Regions from separate parts of the Homo sapiens genome. Here region 2 is linked to region 1. A link is an interaction called in ENCODE POLR2A ChIA-PET data of the cell type or tissue named here. Cell type or tissue: A673. All regions are shown on one strand.

Evidence for each region. Peaks named below come from ENCODE experiments on the same cell type or tissue, not always from the same donor. Only the 100,000 strongest peaks of a DNase experiment are listed, where the experiment ranks them.
Region 2: POLR2A ChIA-PET joins it to region 1 with 14 read pairs; 3 of 35 experiments call an interaction of 5 or more read pairs at or near these places.

The regions. Positions count from the first base shown.
Region 1 is chr15:35,458,463-35,463,462 of GRCh38, reverse strand. All of the region lies in intron 3 of DPH6 (diphthamine biosynthesis 6), which reads left to right. Among named protein-coding and RNA genes, the nearest start is that of DPH6, 85 kb to the left of the region's middle. In A673, no CTCF peak of the experiment used is centred here; no DNase peak of the experiment used is centred here.
Region 2 is chr15:35,303,915-35,308,914 of GRCh38, reverse strand. It overlaps a transcript of DPH6 not described here. Among named protein-coding and RNA genes, the nearest start is that of MIR3942, 66 kb to the left of the region's middle. RefSeq lists a silencer at 1-147. In A673, no CTCF peak of the experiment used is centred here; DNase peaks (open chromatin) are centred at 2,504 and 2,844.

The DNA.
Region 1 (5,000 bases):
AATCATCCTTTTGTTTAGGATTTTAGGGTTTTCTAATTTGTATTTCACTTACATGTAGAATATAAATATGATAAATATTTATATAACTTGTGCACATTTACAATTATTTTTATAGACTGCATTTCTGGATATAAATTTGAAATTTCTGGGACTATGAGAATAAACATCATGAAGGTTCATGATACATACTACAAAATTATTTTTCAGAAAGGATGCACTGATAACAGCCCCATTGGTGGCATATGAGATTATGCAATTCCCCATACACTCATCAACTTTTAATCTGAGTATTTATCAAATTTTACACACACACACGCACATACTCGTATATATCTGTTTGACAAAAAGTATCTAATTTTAGCTTATATTTTCTTTGTTTTTTAAGAGGTTGAAATTAGTTATTTGTATTCTCTTAAAAATTACCTATTAATATCCTTTCCTCATTTTTACTACTGGTGTGTTAATTCATCCCATATTGATTTGAAAGACAAAGATACCCTTTGTTATGTATATTACCAAATGGTAATTTTATTTCTATTTATTGCCTTTGTTTTAGGTCATTGTTTAAGTACAGAAATACTGTAATTTTATGTAGTCCACATCATTCAGTTATAAATATTTATTTAATATTGTACCAGGTACTTTTCTAGAGCTGAGATTACAGTGGGAACGGGACCAAGTACCATCATGGAGCTGAGACAGACATTTTAAACATAAATATTTAATTTTTAAAAAATGATATAATTTTAGGTAGTACTGTGAAGAAAATAAAGCCAGGGCAAGGACATAGAAAGTGATGGTGAAAGGTTAGGAGGGATATTTTAGAAAGAGAAGTCCTCTCTGAGATATTTTCACAGAGACCTGGAAGAAGTGAGGGAATAAGCCACATAAATTCTAGGGAAGGTGTTTTACAGGCACAGGCAAAGGTAAGCCCAGAGACCTTGAGGTGGAAACAAGCATAGGTGTTTGAGGAGCAGTAAGGACTGCAGTGTGCATCAGTGGAGTATACTTGGGAGTGCAGTAGTTGGTGGTGATGTCAGAGAGGTTGGCAGAGTCCAGGCATAAATACCTTTAAGGCTATCTGCAAGGAGCTTGGATTTTATTCTTAAATAGAATGGGAAGTCACTGAAGGATTTTGAATTGGGGAAGCTTCATGCCATGGCTTGTGTTTAGAAAGATCACTCTGTTTGTGGAGATAGACTGTAGGGAGGAAGAGTGGACTTAGGGAGGCCAGTTAGGAAGCTATGGTAATAGTCAAATTAAGGGGTGGTGGTCATTAGGACTAGAGTGGTAGTAGTGGAGGTGATGAGAAGTGGTTGGAATCTGGGATATTTTTGGAAGGTGAAGCTCACAGAACTACTGATTGATAGGATGCACGTCATAAAGAAAAGAGAAATCATGAGTGAATCTAAAGTTTTTGGCCTGAATAACAATATACATGTTGTGCCATTTCCTAAAATGAGGAGCAATAGGGAGGATTTCTGTGTGGGATGGATATATGTGCTGGATCAAGAGCTTTGTTGAATCTGCAGCCTAACTCAGAATTCAAAAGTGTTTTACCTAGGATATCCAAATGCTGGAATTTTAGGGGGAAAATATAGCTTTCCTTCTATATAGAAGAGAGTAAGTGGTTCTTTGAAAAACATTACCCTGTTTTTTCTTTTTCAACCTAAATTTTTATAGCTTCCTTTGACATATTCTTGGTTTAAAGAAATGTTTAAGAAATACAAGAATATATAAAGTAAAAAGTGGAAGTCCGTACCCCCTTCCTTCATTCTCCACCCATTCCCACTCTCCAGGGTATCATCATTATTAGCAGTGTGCCATGTATACTTCCAAAAGAAGACTTGGTCCTTCTTTCCTTAAAAAAAAAAAAAAGATCACAACTAAGAATTTCTTTCATTGTATTTAAAAGACCAAAGGCTGCACTTGACTGATACATATACAGCATGTATGTGCATGTGCATGCATACTCCCATGCACTCCCAGTTGCAAAAATCAACTGTTTACTACATAGTGCTTCCCAGCCTCAGTGGAGGAACTTGAAGATTGCTGTGGCTTTTCTTTGTACATTAACAAAAATGTATTCTGGCTGGGTACAGTAGCTCATGCCTGTAATCCCAGCACTTTGGGAGGCCAAGGCAGGAGGATCACAAGGTCTGGAGTTTGAGGCCAGCATGGTGAAACCCCATCTCTACTAAAAGTACAAAAAAATTAAGGGTATGGTGGCACGCGCCTGTAGTCCCAGCTATTCGAAGGCTGAGGCGGGAGAATTGCTTGAACCCGGCAGGCGGAGGTTGCAGTGAGCCAAGATCACGCCACTGCATTCCAGCCTGGGCGACAGAGCGAGACTCCATCTCAAATAAATAAATAAATGAATAAATAAATAAGTATTCTGAGAACCATGGTTGATCATCTAGATTCAGCTCTTGGATTCTTAAACATTGTATTGATATATTTATTGGCTCTTTCTGAATAAATTCTTGGTATAACTGTTCTTTTGCCTACAGATAGGTGTGGAAATAGTTCTAGTAATGAACCTTTTTTTTTTTTTTTTTTACCAGTTTGTGAGTATCTCTTTGCTTTAGGAAGTGCCGTCTCTATTGTTAAAATTGTCGACATAGGTCAGACAGCTGCCTGGACTAGCTTCCCAGCAATCCTGCAGGTGTGATTCATATTGACAGAGATTGGAGAAGAAAAGTATTCTAAGCAACAAATGGGCCTGTGATGCCTGCTTGTCTAATTTGGTCATAGTTAACTTTGTAAGAATCTGTTAATGTCCGATATTTACAAAGTGAGGAAGATAATGATAATCCACCTCAGAGCGTTGTTGAGAGCAGTAACTAATACTAATATAAATGTTTAATGACATTATGCACTGCTATTTCTAATACTCAGTGATGCTACTGCTGACTTTATTTCCTGAGATGAACTTATATATCATCATTTATAGTGATAATGGCCTAAGCAGAATAGTCTCACTTGTGTCGGAGAGCCCCTGTGGTTTAGCAATGTGCCAGCCTATTTAGGGTCCAGTCTTTGTCTCTAAGTTCTCAGTTACTAGCATTATTATCTTTAATTTCTATTTTCTTCCCGTTTGGTCTCTACTACTTGATTAGCTTTTGGTTATCTTCATGACAAGAATGTAATTTAATATGAATTAAAATCTCCAAATTCTATTAAATTTAGTAATAAATATTCATTCACTGATTAATTATACTTTTTTTTCCTCTGAGGATCTGAAATTCATTCTTTGAAGAACTGGCAGTGTATGTGTCTTTCCTTCAGATGTTTATTCTTTTTTCTGTTAATCATGACTGCAGCTTTCTCCTAAATGGTCATAATCAACCCCCTAATGGTAAAATACAATGGTTTTGTTGAAGTTTCTATAGCATATGGTACTATGTCAGTAAGAAAGAGCACAGCTGTGGTTGGTAGATGGTCCTTAATTTAAAGGCTTGGTGTTTTATTTACCAGCTTTGTTAACTTGAATGGGTTAATCACCTTGGTTTTTTCACATATGAAATCAGTTTAATAGTATTTTGGATTGTTATGAGGAATAACTGAAATAAGATAAACAAAGTACCTAACATAAATCTTAGTGCATACTGGGTACTTGGTAATGTTGTTACTTTGTCCTTGCCTTTTCATCAAAATTTTCTGTATATTTGTGCACACAGTTACTTTATCCTGATTATATCTTCTGTCATTATGACCACTCTTTTCGAACGTCTTCACTGGGTTTTCCTTCCCTTACCTCTCCTTACATGTTGGTGTACCCCCGGTGTCTTCCACTCAGCCCTCTTCTCACCCTATATCCTATTTCTTGAGGTTCTTGTTTGCTCCCGTGGCTTCAAGTATATACTGACAACACCCACATATATTCCTATACTGTCTTGAGCACCAGAGTTGTATTCAGTGTACCTAATAGTCTTATCTATTTGGATAGTGCTATAAACTAATTATGCCCCCCAACCCAAATTCATATGTTGAAGCCCTAGCCTCACATGTGATGGTATTTGGAGATGTATTTGGATGGTATTTGGATCTCCTTTGGGAGATAATTAGGTTTAGATGAGGTTATGAAAGTGAGGCCCTCATGATAGAATTAGTATCCTTGTAAGAAAAGACACCAGAAAGGAGTTTGCACTTTCTCCCTGCCACCCCTGGAACCATGTGAAGACACAGCAAGATGACGATCATCTACAAGGCAGGAAGAGAAGCCTTAAGAGAGTCCCAGAGAATTCATGCTGGCATCTTGAGCTTAGACTTCTGGCCTCCATAACTGTGAGAAAGTAAATTTCTGTTGTTTAAGCAACCCAGTCTACATGGTATTTTGTTGTGACAGTATGAGCCACACAAAGATACCTAGCAAACAAATTGAATACAACATATGCAAAACTAAATAAACAGAGTATTTTCTTTTAAAACATGTATATATTTTCTTTCTCAGTTAATAGTCATTTAAGGTAGAAACATTGGTCCCATTCTTTAGGTTCTCTCCTTATCTCTCTCCAGGTTTGAAGGGAGAATTGGGCTGCAAGGGGCACGGGAACTGTTTGGGAATAACTGAAATGATGTCTATCTTGATTACAGTACCAGTTTCACTGGTTTTGATCCAAAAGGATTGCATTATGTATTTTAACTGTATGCAGTTGATTGTACATGATTATACCTCAGTTGAGTTGGTTTAAAAAATTTGTAGGGATAGGGTCCCAGAGTCTATATTACTAATTTCCTGTAGCATACTTGGTTTTATTTCAGCTATGACACAAGGTGATTCATTTGGCTGTCTTTATGCTGTCTCAGTACATCTTTTATGGTAGTAGCCATTCTCTTTTTTTCTCTGCTGACACTTCCATTGCTATTGTTTATTTACTGACTTTTTCTCCCAAATGATATGGGTCAGGGATCAGGACCCGAACCTAGCTATGTCTTTTCTAAGGCGTAGATTGACTATGTGGTAGATCTTTATCTTTTAAATATCTATTTTGCCCTTT
Region 2 (5,000 bases), 150 kb after region 1:
CCAGTAACACAATAATGTACTTTGAATGTCCGTTCTCACTCTCAGCTTGTTTATTTTGGCAGTACTTCCTTATCTGCTAACTTTCAGATAAGCATATATTTGCTATCTCCATAGTGTTGATCCTCTTATTGTTACATTCAAATTACATTTATTATATTTAGTGTGTAGAAGTACAAATAACAGAAGCACTAAGACCTAAAATCATTTTTACATATGTCTCCTTAAAATACAAACTATCTCAGCTCCTAAATGTTTATGGCATATAAAGAAGAAAGAATCTTCTCTGGGTATAGGTATAAACTCATTTCGGTAGGAATTGTCTTTCCAATTATGGGTTATCCAAGTACTTTTTTTTTTCTTTTTGGCCACCAGGCACTTAAATTAAGAGATTTCTGTTACTGTAAAAATTCCCCTGCCTTCCTCAGGTCTTCCCCACCCCTCACCATACCTGACAATTGTTTTGTTTTGCTTGTTTTGGGAGGGTTACTTTATTTTATTTTTGGTTGGAAATAAAAATTGTATACATTTATGAGATACAATGTGATATTTTGCTATACATTTACATTGTGGAATGATTAAATCAAGCCAATTAACATATCCATCACCTCACATACTTTTTTGTGGTAAATCATAGAAGCTTTTGACATTCTAGAGGTTTTATTTATTTATTTATTTATTTATGCAGTGACAGGATCATAGCTGACTGCAGCCTCAACCTCCTGGGCTCAGGTGATTCTCCCACCTCACCTTCCTGAGTAGCAGGGACTACAGGCGCACGCCACCACATCCAGCTAATTTTTATATTTTTTGTAGAGAGGTTTCACCATGTTGCCCAGTCTGGTTTTGAACTCCTGGCCTCAAGCAATCCTCCCACCTCAGCCTCCCAAATTGCTGGGATTACAGGTGTGAGCCACCATGGCTGACCAGAAGTTTTTATTTCCTCAGAGGTTAATTGTGCAGTTATTTCAGACATGCGGAAAAGTAGCATGAATAAGAATGATACTAGAATGTTCACATATCTATATATTTTGTACCATCATTCACCTGTTGCTGACATTTGCTCCATCTGCATTACCAGATAACTGTGCTCACTCATTCTCTTTTATCTCTCTGAATATATGTGTGTGTGTGTTTGTATATATGCATATATATACACACACATAAGATATGCATATATGTATATGTGTATACACATGCACAACACATTTTTTCTGAACCTTTTGAAAAGTAGTAGCATGGTCCTTTACTCCTATATACTACAATACCTAAAAATAAAAATTTCCTAAAAATAAAAATATTGTTTTATATACAAGTAAAGTTAAAATTGATGCATTTTTCTAATCCTTCATCTGTATTTCAATTTTGTTAGTTAACCCAACGATATCCTTTATACTGTTGTTTTTCCTCAGGAAAAACAGGGTCGGGACTGTTTTTAGGACTCAACCTAGGATCAGGTATTACATTTAGTCTCTTCAGTCACCTTTAATCTGGAGCATTTCTATAAAGCTTTGTTTTGCTTTTATAGCATTCAAATTTTTGAAAACTGTAATTCCATCTTTAATAATAGAGAATTCTTTGTTTTGGTTTTACATGATGTTTCTTTGTGGGTAGATTGAGGTGACATGTTCTGTGCCCAATACAGAGTGAGAGATGATGTGCTCTTCTCAGGGTGTCACATCAGGAGGCACACTATATCCATCTGCCCTCAACGGGGATGTTAATTTTGATGACCTAGTCAGAGTAGTGCCCAGTTTCTCTACTGTGTGGTTATCAGTTTTTCTCTTGCCACTAATAAGGAAACAATTTAATGTAAATATACTAGATTACAGCTTTTTAAATGACTTGAACTAAACATATTTTTGTGATTGTACTGTGCACAGTCATACTATAAAAGCCCTAAAGTTGCCCAGACTTTCCTATCTACTTTTCTTTATCCCTGAAATGCTCTCTTTCCTCTCGGCCACCTCGCTCTGAAACTGCCTTTGTTCTTAAGGGCCACGTGACAACATCCACCCAGTCTTTTTGCTTCCTGACTTTTCTCAGTCTGAGCCTGACTTCTGGAATCAGACTGAACATGTTGGGTGTGTTCTCTGCAGAGAGCTCTGCTGAGGTAATTACAGGTTCTGGAAACCATAGTGACCTGAACTTTACTGAGGGAGGTAACCTATTTGGAGATAAAGTCCAAATATGGTCAAGAATGAAAGCAAAAGTTTGAAGCCAGAAAGTCAATTCTTAGCCTCAGAATGGGAGGTTATGTAAGGCCCCAAAAGGGCAATCAATCATGAAATTCAAAGCCAAAATCAACAGGTTGAGAGACGTGGTACAATTTGTGTTAAGGCAATAGGTTTAGAATTAATGCCCTGAGGTTGATAGAGGTCTGTCTTTATGTGAAAACAGCTCTGCAGCAAAGACACAAGCCTGATAGCCTAACAGAGCCTGACTCTGCCCTGCTTTGGCTTTGAATGATAGAACACCATGACTCAATAAGGGGCATGACCTCAGAGAGGGTAGAGCAGGCTCCCAATAAGAGTAAGCATAGTGAGGATGCATGGTGCAGTTCTAGAAAGAAAAGAGCCAATTGAGTGCATCACTTGAATTATTTCCCTTGGTGGGAAATGTATTTTATTTCTATGTAATATTATAAAAAACAGTTTAGAAACACACTGTATTATAAACTTTAAGCTCACTTCCAAAGATACAGGAGAACAAGAAAAACATGCATGAAGTTAGTAAAAGTGATCTAATTAGCATTCTTATAGAATGAGCTGTAGATTTACTGGAGTCTTACTAAAGGGAAAAATACCAGAGCACCAGACTAGCACATCAATCATTTGAGATTGTCTGACAGTCTTGAAGAGGATATCCTGGCTGCAGAAAGCACACTGCTGTCTTAAGGCTAGGGGCCCAGGTCAGAACATAGGAAGAACAAAAGATGAGCAGTTTTGAAAGGAACCAGCTGGCTTAAGGTGATCCAAAGTGCACAGATGTTAAAACCTTAGTGTTCCAGCAATACAATTACCCAAAACAAGAATAACAGAATAACCACTACAAAATTATAAGACTCGATTTAGCTTTTTGACCCTTGAGGTCTGAGTATTTATGTCATGCTAATTTTTTACTACTTTAATGTAATTATATTTTGTGTCTTCTGGTTGATGGCTATAAAAAAACAAAATTTCTTACAAAAGTTGAATACTAAATTGTAACTGATCTTTATTAGAGATATGTATAGAATTCTGTCTATGTGAGATCTTAAAGATCTTTCGTGCTTTTTAAATGGTCTAAGCACAATAACCAATACTTCATAATTTCCTGTGTAATTATCTCAAACTTCCTCATACTTAATACAGGTGGTTTTATGGCAAGTCAAGAGATGGTAGATCTCAAGTCAATTATGAACTTCCTAAATTGGTAATTGAATGTAAAACAGAATAATCTAAAACTGAAAACTAAAGTGGTTTGAATCACAGGAATAATCAGGAACTAAAAACATACGAGATTTGGAAAATGTTAATTTTGTTGTTTCACAGTGTGAGTATGTGGTTAAAGTCATGAAAAATAGCTCAACATTCTTTAAGACCTTAGTCATTGTTTTCTATTTAATGATGTTGAACACTTTGTGAGTGTAAGGGGTGTTATTAATAATTATTTGGAGGCAAAACACACCCTAGAAAAGAGTTACTGTGTGCCCTTTAAAGATATTTAAAATGAAGCATCATCTATAGTAGAACCAACAGCGTACTACCTGACTTGAGACAACAAGTTTACTTACTCAACAGACATTATCAAACACTTCAAACCTTTATGGATATCTCAGTACCTTTAATGAGTATATGAGTTGGTCATGTAAAAATTCCATGTTGTATTCACCATACCATACAAGGAGATCTCCCTTGCTGTCATGTGAAGATGTGAAAACAATAATATTAAAAGTGTCCCTCTGTGACTAGTTGTCTATATTTTCAATTCTAGGGCAGAACAGCATAAAATAAGCAGAATTACAAGTTTGATTATCAAACTCTGTAAGTATATCACGTTCGTTTGTTATTTGTATTCAGAGAATGTGAGGGTGAGACTATGTAATTTAGCTGCAGCTTGCTGAGTTTTGTTTTTTTTTTTTTACCATCCAAATAGCTTCATAGAGATGAGCTTTGAAGAATGGCTTAAACATACTGTTTTTTTATTTCTTCTCAGGTTAGTGTCACTTCAAAAATAAAAATAAAAATAGGCACTCTTACTGGAACATCAGGAGTAATGCTGGGTATAAACAGGATTAGAATATACTTAACTGTGGTAATCCTTCCCGACACACATAGAGATGAATTGATAACTGGATTTGGCATTTCAAATATTTTTTACCAAGGCAAAGGCTTTAGGGTGTTTTCTCGGAATTAGAGAGTTTAGAGATGAAAAAGGTACCATTTATTATTTTCTCTTTCTGTCAGCTTAGGACTTCTCTTTGCAATCATGTTTATAATACTGGGCCTGTCTGTTCTTAAATGTTTCACCTGTTGAAGGATGTTCCATCAGAGGGTGTGCTAAAATCTTAGATTGTATGTGCCAGAGGTTTTGACTGAATAATATTCTGATAAAATCAAGGAAGGTAATGTATTGGAAAGGAACTTGGGCTTACAATCAGCAGTAGTGAGTTCTAGTCAGGAATCTGTAATATAATCTGTACATGATCTTGAGCAAATCACTTAGTGTCTCTCAATTTTCTGTTTCCTCATGTGAGATGTGAAAGGTTTTGGCTAGCCTATATTATTCAGTTTGTTAGATAATCAGATAAATATATCATTTAATCAAATTAACCACATCAGTGTATCAGTTCAGCCAAAATATTTGTCATTTATATAAGAAAGACTATAAGAAATCAGAAAACTAGATTTTTATTTTCTTAACAATAGTACTACTTTGCCAAGTAATGGCAACTTAAAAGAGCTTTCTCTCAAACCTGGCAGTATTACACCATTTTTGCTACAATATTATTTTCAGGAATA